Regions from separate parts of the Homo sapiens genome. Here region 2 is linked to region 1. A link is a loop called in an ENCODE intact Hi-C map of the cell type or tissue named here. Cell type or tissue: endothelial cell of umbilical vein. All regions are shown on one strand.

Region 1 (8,000 bases):
GCAAAAACCTTCTTTCTGCATTTTTACTCCTTTATTTGCTTTCTGATGAACAGGGTTCTTAATTTTACTCTACTAGCATTTATCAATACGTTTATTAGGCTGGGAGTGGTGGTTCATGCCTGTAATCCTTGCATTTTGGGAAGCCACGGTGGGTGGATCACTTGAGTTCAGGAGACGGACAGCAGCTTGGCAACATAGTGAGACTGTGTCTCTGATATATACATAACATATATGTTTTTCATATATCTATCTATCTATAGATAGATAGATAGATAGATAGATAGATAGATAGATAGATAGATAGATGAAAAAAATAGCTGGGCCTGGTGGCACATACCTATTGTCCCAGCTACGCAGGAGGCTGAAGTGGGAGGATTGCTTAAGCTCAGGAGGCAGAGGCTGCAGAGAGCCACGATCGTGCCACTGCACTCCAGCCTGGGTGACAGAGTGAGACTCTGTCTCAAAAAAACACATATACATATATGTATATGTGTGTGTGTATGTATATATGTGTACATATATTTTTTTTTCCTTAATGGTTTGTACCTTTCCTTTTGTGTTTTAAGAAATCTTTCTCTATCTGTAGGTAATAATAGATCCTCTAAAATTTTTTAGTTTCTAATTCATCTTAAATTACATTTTGTATACAGTGCAATACAGGGGCACAATTTTACTTTTTTCCATATGAGTTGCAAACATTAACACTTCAATAATTTAATAGTTAATTTTATGTTCATAAATCTGGAATACCTGCTCTGATAGAAATCTAGTTTCCAAATATGTAAAATTTGTTTTGGGACTTTCTAATTTGTTCTATTGGTCTTTTGTCTTTATCTACAAAAATACTACATTAATTTGGCTTTTTGAATTTCTATTGCTGTTTGGATTGGAACTGCATTGAACCCATATATTATGTTGGGGAATATTGATATCATTGTATCATTAATGTTTTCTGTAGATGGACATCTATCTTTATATACAAACTTATTTTGGTATTTTAAAATGTTATTTAGGTTTATGTTTTTTCCATGAAAAATTGGCATATTTTTTAAAACTTATGCCTATGTTTTAAATATATATATGTGTGTGTGAATGTGTGAGTGCATATGTATATATATGTGTATGTGTGTATATATCTGTATATACAGATATATGTGTATATAAATGTGTATATGTATTCTCACATACACACATATCAGTAATGTAATTGACTATTGTCTATGTTTTAAATACATATATGTGTGGGTGGGTGTGTGGGTGTATATATATAGATGTATATATATATGTATGTGCATATACATCTGTATGTACAGATATATATGTATGTATATATACATGTGTATATACTCACACACACGCATATCAGTAATATCATTGACTACTGCTGGCAGCATGCAGAAATGTAATAAATTATTAATTAACCATGAATGCAGCAACTTCACAAAATTCATTTGTAAATTTTCATAAATTATCCCTGAATTATTTTGAATTTTCTGTTTAGATTACTACATTACTTTCAAACAACAACTACTTCATTTTTACTTGTCAATATCTTTCCTTTTTTGTTTTTATTTGTCTTTACTGCATTGCTAGGACATTTAACATAATATTGATTAGAAGAAGTACACTGGGCATTACCTACATTGTTTTCTGTAGCTTTGTTTGTTTCTTTGTATTTGTGAATCCTCTTTGATTGTGAAAATTCTCTTCCATCTAATTTTCAAGAATTTTGTTATAAGTAGATGTTAAATTTTATGAGAAGTTTAATTTTGTCACATCACTTCAGATTACTACATATTTATTCTCCTTTAATCTATTAATATAGTGAACCAGTTTCTTCAGTTTTCACATATTAACATATTAAATTATCCCTGGATTTGTGCAGTTAACCCAAGTTGGTAATAATGCATTATCTTCAAGATTTCAGTATTCCCCATAGGATTTTTGCAGTGTTGTTCATGAGTGTGATAAGCCTGTAATTTCTTTTGCTTTGCCCTTGTTTGGTTTTGCTATAAAACCTATTTTAGCCTCATCAGTGAAAGAAGGAGTATTTTCTCTTTTTCTATCTCCTTCAAGAATATAGGGAAAATTGGGCCACGTGGGATAGCTCACGCCTGTAATCCCGGCACTTTGGGAGGCCAAGGTGGGCAAATCCCGTGAGGTCAGTAGTTTGAGACCAGCCTGGCCAACATGGTGAAACCTCATCTCTACTAAAAATACAAAAATTAGCCAGGTGTGGTGGCACGTGCCTGTAATCCCAGCTACTCGGGAGGCTGAGGCCGGAGAACTGCTTGAACCCAGGAGGTGGAGGTTACAGTGAGCCAAGATGGTGCCACTGAACTCCAGCTTGGGCAATGGAGTGAGAATCAGTCTCAATAAAAAATAAAAAATAAAAAAATAGGTGAGGCTGGAGTTATATGTATTTTAAATATTTGATAAAATTTATTTTTAAAGGTATTTGGGCCTGAAATGATTTTCAGGAAATATTTTAAATAATGATATAATTCTGAAAAGACAGTTCTCTATTTCTTCTGACATACATTTGTTTATGTTTTATTTTTCTGGTAATTTATTAGCTTCATTTAATTTTACAGATTACTTGGCATGTTAGGTTATTCATAATATCCTTTAATTGTTTAGCATTGGCAATACCTGTTTCTTGCGTATCATTTCTTATTCTACCGTTTTTGAGTTCTCTTTTTCTTGATACATTTCAACAAGAATTCTTATCAAGTTTATTTTCTTGATAAACTTATTGGATTTAATAATCTTATCTTTAACAATCTTATCTTTTTATTTAGTAATCTTTAATAAACTTATCTTATTGGATTTAATAATCTTTTTTTAATACATTTAGGGTTTTTTAAAAATTAAGTGTTGATATTTCTCTTTGTTTCCTTACTTCTACTTTCTTTGAATTTATTTTGAAGTAATTTTTTTATAACTTCTTTGTATACTAGAGGCTTGGTTTATAAATTTTGAGTCTTTTTTTCTTTCTTAATGTAAGGCTTTAAGGCCATATATTTTCTAAAGTACTGCTTTAATTGCATGCTACTAGTTTTTTATTTAATATAGTAATATATTAGACCTACTCATTCTATTTTCTTTATCACTAAGCTGTCATATTGTATTCTCTTTATTGATTTTATTCTGAGTATTTCTTCAGATCTATTTTTAGTTCACCAATTTCTCTTAATCTAATGAGTTTAATGTGCTTAATTTCTAGAAAATCTATTTTGTATCTCAAATCTGCTTTTTACTTACAGTTTCTTGTTTTTTGCTTGTATTTTCAAATTTTGACATTGTATTTTTATTTTAAACATCATGTGTAATGTTTTGTAATTGACAACCCTTATATTTGAAGTGTTTTTCTATTTTCACTATTGCTGTTTCTGCTGGTTCTCCCTCCTTGTGTTTTGTTTCACTGTGTGTTTTTGTATTTTTTTTTTTTTTTTTTACTGCGAATAGCTCATTTCATTGGAATTTTATCTATCAAAATTCTTTAATGCCTAGATTGAAGTTCAATTTCCTGTATAGGATTTACATGTTCCAGTCTCCTGGGAAACTAACTATCTTGATTACTGTGAGTTGTCCACTAAAGAATTTTCAGACTACGTAACTAACATGAATTTGGACCCAAAACTCACAGGAAACAGGCTCAGAAAAGATTATTTACTTTTATTCTAAGTGCCAAGTTAGAGAAAGGCAATTTTCTTTATTGCACTTTTCTGTTTGTTGCTCTTGCTGTTTGTTATTCTTTTTTACATAGCAGATTCAACTAGTTGCTATTTATTTGTTGTTCTTTTTACATAGCAGATTCAACTAGTTTTTTTTTTTTTTTCAAGGATGTCTTGTTGTATTTCTCTATATGGCAAATCCCTAGAATTTTTTTTTTCTTGGTCAGTGCCCCATGCAAAAGTCAAAGCAAAACTCAACATATTCAGGGTATTAAATAAATCCACAGGGTGAAATTCAGCTTTAATTTGAAGGTTCTTATTTTTATTTTTATTTTTGATCTATGGATTCTTTCTGTAGCAGCTCAGCAATACATTTAAAATCATAATTTTTACAAAAATTTACTCACTACCAGTGTATTAGTTATCTATTGCTACCTAACAATGTTATCACAAACTCAGTGACTTAAAACAACACACGCTTATTAGCTCACAGTTTCCTGTGGTTGTGAGAATTAGCTCAACTGCGTTTTCTCCAAGCCTGAAGAGTGTCACCAGGGCCAGTTTTCAGATGGGGCTGAATTGGGGAATGATCCACGTCTAACCTCCTGTGGTCATTAGCAGGACTCAGGTCCTGAGGGCTTCAGTTTCTCGCTGGCTGCCAACTAGAGGCTGCCCTCACTTCCTCACTGACTGTTGCCTGGCGACTGCCCTCAGTTCCTTGCTTCACTGCCCTCCCCAACTTCATCAAAGCCAAAGAGGGAAAGTGTCTCCTAGCAAACATATGATACAATCTTAGGTACCACGTTCACAGAAGCAACTTTTGCCATATTCGGTTGGTTAGAAGCAAGTCACAGATTCTGCCCACACTAAAGGTGAGGGGATGACACAAAGGTGAAAGTAAAGCAAGTGAGGATCAGAGGGGCCACCTTAGTGTCCGTTTGCCACAACTGCTTTTTAACTCTCTCAGAAAAATTGTTCAGAGTACCTAAAACCACTTTCTTCTAGAACAAAAGCCAGCATGAGGCACATTTGAAGAACTACAAAATAACTGAGGGTGAGAGGTAAGATTTGAAAGAAGCTGAAATTGTGGAATAAAGTGGGAGAAGCAACAACTAATGATTCCCTATTAACCACATGTAAGGCCTCCAGTTTGATTTGGTTTTAACCAATGCAAACGCCAAGTGAAAATGCAGTATAAACGTATTGTTCAAAATGTGACACTCTCTTAAAGAATTCTTGTGCCAGCTTCCCTATTTTCCTCCTTGAGCCTGATCTGTTGTTACAATCATGTAAGCCATAGTTTTTACAAGATTTTCAAATGGTCCGTGTCCTCTATGTTCCGAGAAAACACTGCAAAGCCTCAGCTGCTCATTTCTCCCCTGTCACTTTTGCTCATGGGCAGAATTCTTTATAGCACATCAGACCCCTGCCAGCAATGGACACTGTATTTATACTGATAATTCAGGCTAAAACAGAAGCATGATCAACCCAATTCCCTTTGCCTCACTGTGGATGATTTTAGCCAAGTAATTTATAGTGGTCAAAATAACCAAAATCACTATTTATCTTTGTGTATATTTACACAGCTTGAAAACAAAACTACCAAACCCAATAATTCCTTTGTCAATGGTTATACCCCTAGAGGCAAGCTTTCGACCTAGATTTTCGTGGTGAGACATCCCTGGCAAAATGATAAAGACAGTGACATTTACTTTGTGTCCTTCTATTTCCCTTTCCGACATCTCTGTACCTCCTTTTGCTTTACTTCTGAGTCACTCATGCATTCCATCTCAAAAGTCTGAAGTCACTGGTCTTTCTGACTGCAGTTACTGTTAGAACCTTAATTCCTGCTAAGGTGTTAGCTGAAAATAAGTTAAAGTGTTGCTGCTTCCAGTAGCATTTGCATTTAGCCAACAATAAAAAATAAAGAATTATCAATTCGATAATTTTAAGTAATGTGACTTCATGGGAGGGGATAGATTTACTTTCCTGAACTCCTCAAACTATACAAATGTATTTTCTTATGAAACTAGTGCTAATAACAATAGCTACTAATTTTGGGGTGTTTAATTGTCTGCTTGCCATCCAGCCAAACTCTGGATAGCTTATTTCAATAAACATCCCAGATAGAACAATGTGGTGGGCACATTTATCATTTCATAGGTCAGGAAATTTAAGCTTAGAGAAGTTAAGTAACTTGCCCAAGGTCACACAGTAAGTGAAATATCTAGATCTGTATGGCTCCAAATCCCATCTCTTAGAACATACTATTCTATTGAAGGCAGGTAATATTTTACTATTGACATTCATATAGTAGAAAGTGTCCTCTTATATCAGGATCCTGATCCAGATTTGTGTCTAATTTCCTGCTTGAATTTAGCCAATTCCTTTATGCTTTTTCAGGCCTAACATTCAGAGAAAACTGAACTAAATGAACCACGAATTTCTTCTTTCATATGTAATCCCAGCATATACTATTATAAATTACCTTTCATATGTCAGACACCAACTCTAAACTATCAGATTGCCCTACTAAATTTATGCACAGAAATGAGAAAGTGATCACAACTTATTGAATTGAGGGCAAGATCAAAATTTCCCATTAAGGAGAGTATTTCTTTGGCTTCTGTGAAACATGCTGATTGCTATTATTGCCCATACATTTTGAGTTGTTTGGTTTCTTGACTGTTAATTGAAATGTAATTTCATTTGCATAATATAAGACTAGTATGGCAATTAACACTCTTCTTACTAATTGCCACCCAATTAACCTGCTTTAGGTGTCTTGGTGTCAGTGCAGCATCTAAATATTATCTTCGCACCTTAGCTGATTTGTAGGGCTGTGATTACCTTTTATGGCTTATAAAATTTAAAATTAATTGCATTGCAGCTAGAGCTGTGGCTCAACCTTATATCTCAAAAAAGGTCCATTAGGTAATTATTTGATAACTAATTAAGTTTTAACCATCTCACTAAATCAACTTAAAATGTTCCTCTTATAAAGTAGATTTAAAGGGTCACAAGAGACTCCTGAATGTTCAGCCTCAGAGTCAACCTTACGACTCAAATTGTCCCTTTATGGCTTTTCAGGAACACCTATCCATCATGGTTGAATTCCTTGTCCTAGGGTTAGAAACCTCTTATGCCCAATTTTAGAGGCAAAATGTTGACAAAGAAAAAGTGTCTTATTTTGAACTGGAATTAATGACAACTTCAAGACCTATTCCCACCCTAGATGTCGTTTATGATCTGTCCTGAGCTGCTTGTTCCTGCCCTCCCACACTTGTCTCCTTGCTGTGCTTTGCCAGAGAGGTTTGCGACAGAACAGCCAAGGCATCAATCCATACCTCCTAGGGCTGGGTTTGGTTTGGTGGATTATAGATAATCTTAAAATTTCACTGAGTGAATCTCAGCTCTAAGCTTTTGAGCCCAGGGAGTTATCAGTTATCTCAGAAAATGCTGATAAATGTTATCAAAAGAAGAATAAATCCTAAATCCTTTGTATTAGAAAAATCATTTTAAATATGAGATCAAAGAAAATAGTATATTTTCAAATTCTAAAAAGTGAGGGGAATCACAGATGTAAACACGGCACATCAAACTGAAGATGTCACAAATATAACTTAAAACTCAAAAAGTCCTCTCTACTCTGAAACCTTTATCCAAATGGCTATTCATTTTTCTAACCATTAGTAGGTGGCCATTTGAGATATAATTTCTTACATAGAACTCTATAAATTTTTCAATTATAGAAATGAAAAAATGCTCTGGGCCTTCGGTGATTCATTAATTAATTGATTCAATACATATTAATTTAGTACTATTATATTTTAGACACTGTACTAAGCTTTGAAGATACAGTGCTGAGAAAAAGACATTCTCCCAGACCTGAGACTTTTGGGGAAATATTAGGAAACAGAGTCATTAAATGAGTGAGTGTCAGGATTATGAAAATAGATGCCTACTGTACTAGTGAGCCAGATAATGGGAGATGAGATTAGGCCTCACTGCTCCAGAAAGAAAGCTGCCTTAAGTGCAGCACGCCAGCATGGCACATGTATACATATGTAACTAACCAGCACATTGTGCACATGTACCCTAAAACTTAAAGTATAATAATAATTAAAATAAAATAAAAAAAGAAAATGACATCTAAGCTGAGTCTGGAAGAATGAGAAATAATGCATTAGATGGGACACTTGGTGGTGCTGGCAGGGCCTCTAGGATTGGCAAGGATGTTACAGGCAAAGGGAGCAGCAAGCCATAACTTTGGCCCACAGAGAGACTGTGGCACAGGAGCCTAGAGTAGTTCAATGTGACCTC
Region 2 (8,000 bases), 630 kb after region 1:
AATCCTCCTGCCTCAGCCTCACAAAGTGCTGGGATTTCAGTTGTAAACCACTGTGCCCAACTCTCCATCCCTTTTAATGGCTTCTTAGCTAATTTCCTTTTAGCACTGAACAATATTTAATTGTCTGGATGTATCACAATTCATGTAACCATTCTTCTACTAAGAGACATCTTGGTTGCTTCAAAGATGAATAAAGCTTCTATAAACGTGTGTTCAGGTTTTTGTGAGGTCACAAGTTTTGTTCTCCTTTATGTAAATACCAAGAAGTTCAATTGCTGGATCACATGGTATGAGACTATTTCATTCTGTAAGAAACTACCAAAATGTCTTCCAAAGTAACTGAACCATGTATATTTCCATGAACAATGAATGAGAGTTCCTGTTTTTCCATGTCCTTGGTAGCATTTGGTGTTATTCTATATGAATTTCAGAATTGTTTTATCTATTTCTGTAAACAATATCATTAGGTATATTTGCCAACTAAAAATATGAATATTTAAGTGGTATGGTTAATTATTTGATATACATTATAAAATAATCATAATCAAGAAAATTAGCATATTTATCACCCCAGTTACCATTTTTGTCTTTCTGTTTTTGTGGTAAGAACACTTGAGATCCATCCTGTTAGCAAATTTCAAGTATATAATATAGTCACATGTTTTATAATAGATTTCCAGAACTTATTCATCTTGCACAACTGAAACTTTGTACCCTCTAACAAACATCTCATTTCTGCCCCCACAAAGTAAAACATTAAAAAATTAATGGAAATTTTGCCTGCCACTTAGTAAGGAATCAATTTTTGGCAATGTTACTATTATTCAGATGACTTCTCCTCTCTAATGAGAAGCAACATCTGCCATTAAAATATATATGCCAGTTGGATTTGGTAGGGATTACTTTATTAAATGTGTGAATCACACGGGGTAGTATGGGCATTTCAACAATATTAAGTCTTTCAATCAATGAATGTGGAATATTTTCCCATTCTTTTGTGTCTTCTTTCATTTCTTCATCAAACTAAAACACTTCTGAACAGCAAAGAAAAAAAATCAGCAGAAAGAAAAGACAACGTACTGAATGGAAAAAAAAAAAGTATTTGTAAACCACATAGACTTGGGGTTAATTTCCAAAATATTTAAGAAACTTTTACAATTCAATAGCAAAAAAGTACATATGCAATAACCCAATTAAAAATGGGCTAAAGATTTGAATAAACATTTCTCAAAAGAAGAAATGTAAATACTCAGCATGTATATGAATATTTGCTCAATGTCACTACTCCAGAAAAATGTGACCCAAAACCACAATGATGTATATAACCTCACTCCCATTACGATGACTGTGATCAAAAAGCAAAAGACAAGTATTGACAAGGACGTGGAGAAACTGGAACCCTTGTACACTGTTGGTGAAATGCAAAATGGCTCAGCTGCTCTAGCAACAGCATGGAGGTTCATAAAAAAAATTAAAAACAGTACTACCATATAGTTCAACAATCCTACTTATGTTTATTTGTCCAGAATAATTAAAATGATAACCTTGAGGAGATAGTAGCATCCAATGTTTACCATATAACTCTTCATAATTTTCAAGATGTGGAAACAATCTAAATGTTCATTGAAAGAAGAATAAAGAATAAATGAATAAATAAGAATAAAGTAAATGTGGTACATGTATACATGTAAGTATTAGTCAAGGTTCTCCAGGGAATTGACACAAATAGGAATTGACACAAATAGGAATTGACTCACATGATGTGGGGACTCAGAAGTCCCAAGATCTGCCATCTGCAACTTGGATAACCTGAAAAGTTTTAATTAAATCTTAGTCCAGAGGCCTAAGAACCAGGGTAGTTGATGGTGTAATTCCAAGCCCGTGTCTCAAGGCCTGAGAACTAGGGGTGCTGATGGCTGAGGACAGGAGAGAATGTATGTTTCATTTCAAATATGGAGAAAATGTTTCCTTTTTCCACCTTTTTATTCTATTCAGGCTCTCAGTGGATTGGATGATGCCCACCCTAATTGGTGAGGGTGATCTTCTTTAGTCTGTTCAAATGCTAATCTCTTCCAGAAACACCCTTACAGAGAAACACAGTCAGAAATAATGCTTTACTAGCTATCTGGGCATTCCTTAGCCTAGTCTAGTGGACACATACAATAAGCCATCATAACATACAATGCAATGTTAATTATTCAGCCTTATAAAAGGACAAAATCTTGCAATATGCAATAACAGATGAACCATGAAGATATTATGCCAAGCAAAATAAGACAGTAATGGAAGCACAAACACTGAATGATTCCACTTATACAAGGTAAATAAAATAGCCAAACTTGAAAAACCATAGAGTAGAATGGTAGTTACCAGGTCCTAAGGGGTGGGGGAGGAGAAAATTTAAAATTGCTAATAAATTGTTATAAAATTTCCATTAGGTGAGATGAATACATTCTAGAGATCTGTTATACAATATTATGCCTATGGTTAAAATATTGTATTGTATACATAAAAATGAATTAAGAGGCCGGGCACGGTGGCTCACGCCTGTATTCCCAGCACTTTGGGAGGCCAAGGTGGGCGGATCACCTGAGGTCAGGAGTTCGAGACCAGCCTTACCAACATGGAGAAACCCCGTCTCTACTAAAAATACAAAATTTGCTGGGCGTGGTGGAGCACGCCTGTAATCCCAGCTACTCGGGAGGCTGAGGCAGGAGAATCCCTTGAACCCAGGAGGCAGAGGTTGTGGTGAGGCAGAGAGAAACTCTGTCTCAAAAAAAAAAAAAAATGTATTAAGAGTACATCTCATGCTAAATTTTCTCACCAGAATAAAAAATATTTAAAAAGGAAGAATTTATTTAAATTAAAAATATCTTCTATATAAAACATTTGTCATACAGACACAAAAGTGGAAGTATAAAGACAAATCCAGGAGAGTTTGTAACTTATAGGAGAGAACTGATGGGGACTTAGACCACAGTGGAGATACAGATGCCAAAGGAAAAAAAAAAAAGGCTGGCTATTTGATATATTTTGTAAATAGAATTGATTTTGTGTCTTGCAGAATTGAGTTTAAGAATTTTTTGAGACTGAAGGAACAGTTAAAGAAATCTAGATTTCATATTGCACAACTTCTTAATATTAATATAAGTATAAAACTATAGAAGGAATGGAATAATCAGGTGAAATTTTCATTAAAGAAGTTTCTATTTAAAAAAAATTATTTTGAAATGTTTAAGAGATAGCCACGTGATGAAATCAAGCAGAAAATGGTTATGGGCTTCTTAAATTTGGGTAATAAATCTATGTTAAAGCAGTAGATCTTAGGATCAACATAAAATTTGTGGACAGAATTAACTCACAGATTCTGCATTGTAGGTTAGAGCAATGTCCAATATTGTAGATCAAGTAGAGAAAGAGCATATAGCATGGGAGACTGGTCAAAGATGAAGAATGCTATTTGGTATTGAGAAATATGAGGATCAAGTTTGTGGCTCATTGGATATTGTCTGTAATACTGTCGAGAATGGTTGAAATAGCTATTTTAAGCTCAGCACTACAATTTTAAATAGTTCATTTAAAAAGCTGGTAATGAACGCAAGCAGGAAAATACAGTAGTTGGAGAAGAATGCAGTCAGGAAATGATTTTCTTTAGATGGGAAATAAGATAATATCTTTGGATGGATAAAGCAAATACAGAGCAGACAGGGAAAGTCACACAGGCAAGAGGGGATAGTACATGCAGCATAACCTTGAGAGAATGGAGAGGACAGGATCAAGTCAACGTGTGGAGGGACTGCCTTTGAGAAGAAGGGAAGGGCTACTTTTTTTATAAAAGAAAGGATGAAGATGGTTTAGTGAAAATAAGATTGTGAATTTGGCAATAGGAGCATGAGGAAATTGAGTTGTAATGGCTTCTTTTTCTTCAGAATAGAGAAAAAAAATTGTGAGAGGTTTGAAGAGAAAGAAATCATTAAGTAATCTTCTCATAGAACAAAAAAGCATGGCCACTAGTGGATAGGCTTGCAGGACAAAATTGATTACTAAATTCTGATGTGAGATTGTTAAAGTGAAAGCAGTTTACTCAGTTATATGATTTTCTGCAGAAAACTCATGCGTATGGATGGTCTTGGACAGCATTAAAGTGTAAGGTTGCTGTCCCCAGCTTATAAAAAACACTTATACCAATTCAAGCCTTTATTACTCATTAAATTGTGTCAAATATTGGGAAACTATTATTCTGCAAGCCTTCATTCCACATAGGACCATTAGGGAGGAAGTCAGGTTGCCTACTTGCTTTACAAGACAATAAAGGATTGGTTTGTGTGTGTGTGTGTGTGTGTGTGTGTGTGTGTGTGTATACACACATTCTTTTATAGAGGAGAAATGGAAGCAAAGGAGATGACATTGAAAAATCCACAAATAATAATTTACATTTGAGAAAATCCCCCAGTACTTCTATGAATAAGATCAAGGGCAAAAGTGTGCTCTTTTACATGCCAGAAACCTCAAGAATTTTTCGTAAGGTACAGTTCAAGGAAAACCAAGCAGCTCTTGACTCAACAAATAAAAATGTAAGTCTGTCTGAAGAATTAGTGAACCAGGGCACCCAGTCAGCTTTCTCCTAAAATAAATTTGGAGAGCTGAAAGATATGGATGAGGTCAGATTTCTAAAAAATCAGTATACACACAGTGTTTTAAGAATAAAAAACAGATTGATTAAAGGGAAAAATAATTTGTAAATAACAGAAGCCATAACTTAGAGATAAAAATAACTGTCCTCTGATTAACAGAACTTTTAGAATGATGAGAAAAATTAATAACACAGTTAAAGATATCACAGTGATTTTTAAAAATATTTCAAGGTTGAAGAAAAAATATTCCTATGAGAATACAGGCTGAAAAAGATCAAAGTAAAATGAATCAGGTCGGTATCAGAAATTTCAGTGATATACAATGAAGGAATAAAATGGAGCAGCAGCTATAGTTTTGAAACAAAATGTATTTTCCAAGGTTCTTGTACCCAACCAAATTATAACTTATGTGTTAGGACAATAGAGAAGTAATTTTAGCCAAAGAAATAATCTGAAATTATAGCATCTATGCACATTTATTGAAACAAGAAACTCAGAAATCAAAATAGCCGAGAAATTAATAAAATATTCAAAAGGAGGAAAATACATTTTAGAATAAAGCATAATGAGGAATAAAATCACTATGACTTTTTGAAAGTATAAAAATTGTTATTTTTTTCTATGAATACTTGCTCAAATTTAAAGTAGTGGATTTAATGTTGTAGCGCTAAGTATTCAGCCAAGAGGTAGAACTAATAAATAAAAATGATAGTTCTTTTAAAAAAACATAAAAATAATTATCTCATGAGTAGCCTAAGAAAAAAGCAGAGAAAGCATGCAAACATATAATTTAGAATAAGGAAGGATGTAAAATGTGATTTGGAGAACATAAGAGTAGATAGATATGGACAGAATGTAAAATCTTGATAAAATATTTTTTTTCTAGAAAATGCTCATATATTTAAAAAATAAACCCATCCTGGTAATTGTGTTCTAGTTTTAAAAGACTACTCAATTATTAACTGATAATCTATGTAGTGGTGATAAAATATATTTTCATAAAAACTTTTATTTTCTATTAATTTGCTGTATCATTACCAAGCTTATTAATCATGAGAATAGGGAAAATTCTTCTCTTCCCAAGTGTGTTATAATATTCTGAAAAGAATTACACTATCTTATACCCACCCCTTAACCAATTGCCAAGCACATTGTGTATCCTCTATAATTGGGTGAGGAGCATTTAGGGTAATTTAAATTATCTTCCTTGAGGAAATGGTGTTGAGCTGAGGTGGGAAACATAAATAGGAATTAACTAAGAAAACAATGGTGGTAAATTATCTTTTTCAAACAGAAGTAAAGCATATGCATTATGAGAATATGTAATAAGGCTAATGTGACTAGGTGAAGAGAGAGTAATTAGGGACAAGGTGATGCTGAATATGTAAGCAAGCACTAGTCCAGGAAGGAAGTGTGTATATTAAGTGACTTTACCTTTAACTTTATGAAAACAAAGCATCATTCAGTAGTTTGAATCTGTTTCCCTGAATGGCTAACTTTCACTCTCAGAATGGCCTTTGGCTCTGCAGTGTCTACAGCGACCTCCTCACAGTCCTTAATTTTGAGTAGAACGTTTGACAACTTCAGTTTAGGAACTGTTTGTTTTCCTCTGACCCAAACAAAACCAGCCATTTGGCAAACCCAAGCCACATAAACAGAACTCTCAGTCAAGTTTTCTAATCCTAAAAGAATCCTCCGTAGGGGAAACATTTCTACATGTAAACAACAGAGGAAAATTATATAGATATAATAATCATTGTAATCCTTTATTTGTAAATATCAAAAGACAATTAAGAATTTCTGGGCACAGGTGAATGAATAACCAGCACCATAAAAAGGAAAGATTAAGATTAAATATACATGAATGAATTAATAAAACTAAACTCAATGGAACTGAAGGTAATTTAGCGCATCAAAAATAAATATATTGGTTTTTCAAGATATTTGGGAAAAAATATTACATCCACAAAAAAGCATAGAATGACCTTCATGCATGTGGTAATACAAATATTTTTGCCAGACTATGTTGAAGCAGCATTAGGTACAATCATCTGAAAAACAAAACACCAGAAGTTAAGAATCACGAGCCCCTAAGCTTGGTTGATCTTCAATCCTTTCTGAATATTTTAAACAGCTGTAAGAGCTTTGAGGCAAACCCAAAACCAAAACCTGGCCTCTCCTAACCCAGAAACTGTGATTCAATGGATTCAGTGTGATTGCTGGACATCAGAATTTTTTAGATTTCTCCAGAGTATTCGACGGTTCATCCAGGTTTGAGCCCCACTTCTTTAAGACAGATATCGCCACACAACCCTGACCTTTGTTATTTCCACATAATGTTTTAAATTCTGTCTGATCTCTATTCCAGGCTGGAGATAATTTTCATAAAAGCTCTTCACACTGTGCTACAGTGCTATTTTCCTCATGTGAATCCGTCTTCAGAATTCATAACAGTGCATGATACATAAAGTAGATTGAAAGGAAAAAATAAGTCTGCTTATTGATGGTACTCCTTAATTCCAACAGGAATTTACTAGTTCTAAAATGTATCATTTATAACTTATTATAATGTACTATATTAAGAATGCTCTCAGCTTGCAAATATCAGTCATTTGTGATTCTGTTGGATTTCATTTATTTTATAAATAGTTAGCTGTTCCTTTTCTCTGATGCAGATGTGACTCCAAACTGTACTTGAGGGGAAGGAAATGCATAGTTGCTGTGTTTTATAGTGGTACCAAAGTCATTCAATAGAATGATTGCCTTTTCCTATATAGTACATAATATATTAACTTTCTGCCATTGAATAGCAAAAATATCTCTACTCCATTGTGTGTTCCTACATATCATGTATCACAATATTAATAAATCTACATTCTCTTAACATTACTCGCTGAATTGATTTAGTTTTATGCAGCAGGACATTCAAACAGCCTTGTCAATTCAGATCATATGTATCATTAAAATTGTAATTGAAATAACAAATCCATGAGAGCCCTTAAGATTTCAACAATATATTTATACGGTACACAGCTACCAAATGAGGACTGGTAATTTTTCTTCCTTTTTTCCTGCGGTTTCTGTTTCCAAACGTAAAATTTACGTCAGTGTTCAAATATACTGGTGTTCGTAAAAATGCAAAAATTCATCACTTGCCATTAACTATTATGCCTATAGGCATAAAGTTGTAAACAATTTTGTAAATGCCACACCCATGTGACTACAGTAGCATTAAGGCTTCTGAAACTGGGGTTAGAAATTGCCAAGAGTTCCCTGAAATGGCACAGTGCTCTTAAACTCTTAAGTAGACAGTAATTGAATGAGCAGACTTCTATATAAACTGGTCAGATATAATAGATGTCATAT

The links. A loop is a pair of places that touch in the nucleus more often than their neighbours do. Peaks named below come from ENCODE experiments on the same cell type or tissue, not always from the same donor. Only the 100,000 strongest peaks of a DNase experiment are listed, where the experiment ranks them.
Region 2: it touches region 1 in a loop (20-fold over the local background); 1 of 110 quality-filtered maps calls a loop at or near these places.

The regions. Positions count from the first base shown.
Region 1 is chr2:78,937,488-78,945,487 of GRCh38, reverse strand. No RefSeq gene overlaps it. Among named protein-coding and RNA genes, the nearest start is that of REG3G, 84 kb to the left of the region's middle. In endothelial cell of umbilical vein, no CTCF peak of the experiment used is centred here; DNase peaks (open chromatin) are centred at 3,597 and 4,287; H3K27ac peaks cover 2,873 bases.
Region 2 is chr2:78,305,295-78,313,294 of GRCh38, reverse strand. No RefSeq gene overlaps it. Among named protein-coding and RNA genes, the nearest start is that of SNAR-H, 350 kb to the right of the region's middle. In endothelial cell of umbilical vein, no CTCF peak of the experiment used is centred here; a DNase peak (open chromatin) is centred at 3,654; H3K27ac peaks cover 1,761 bases.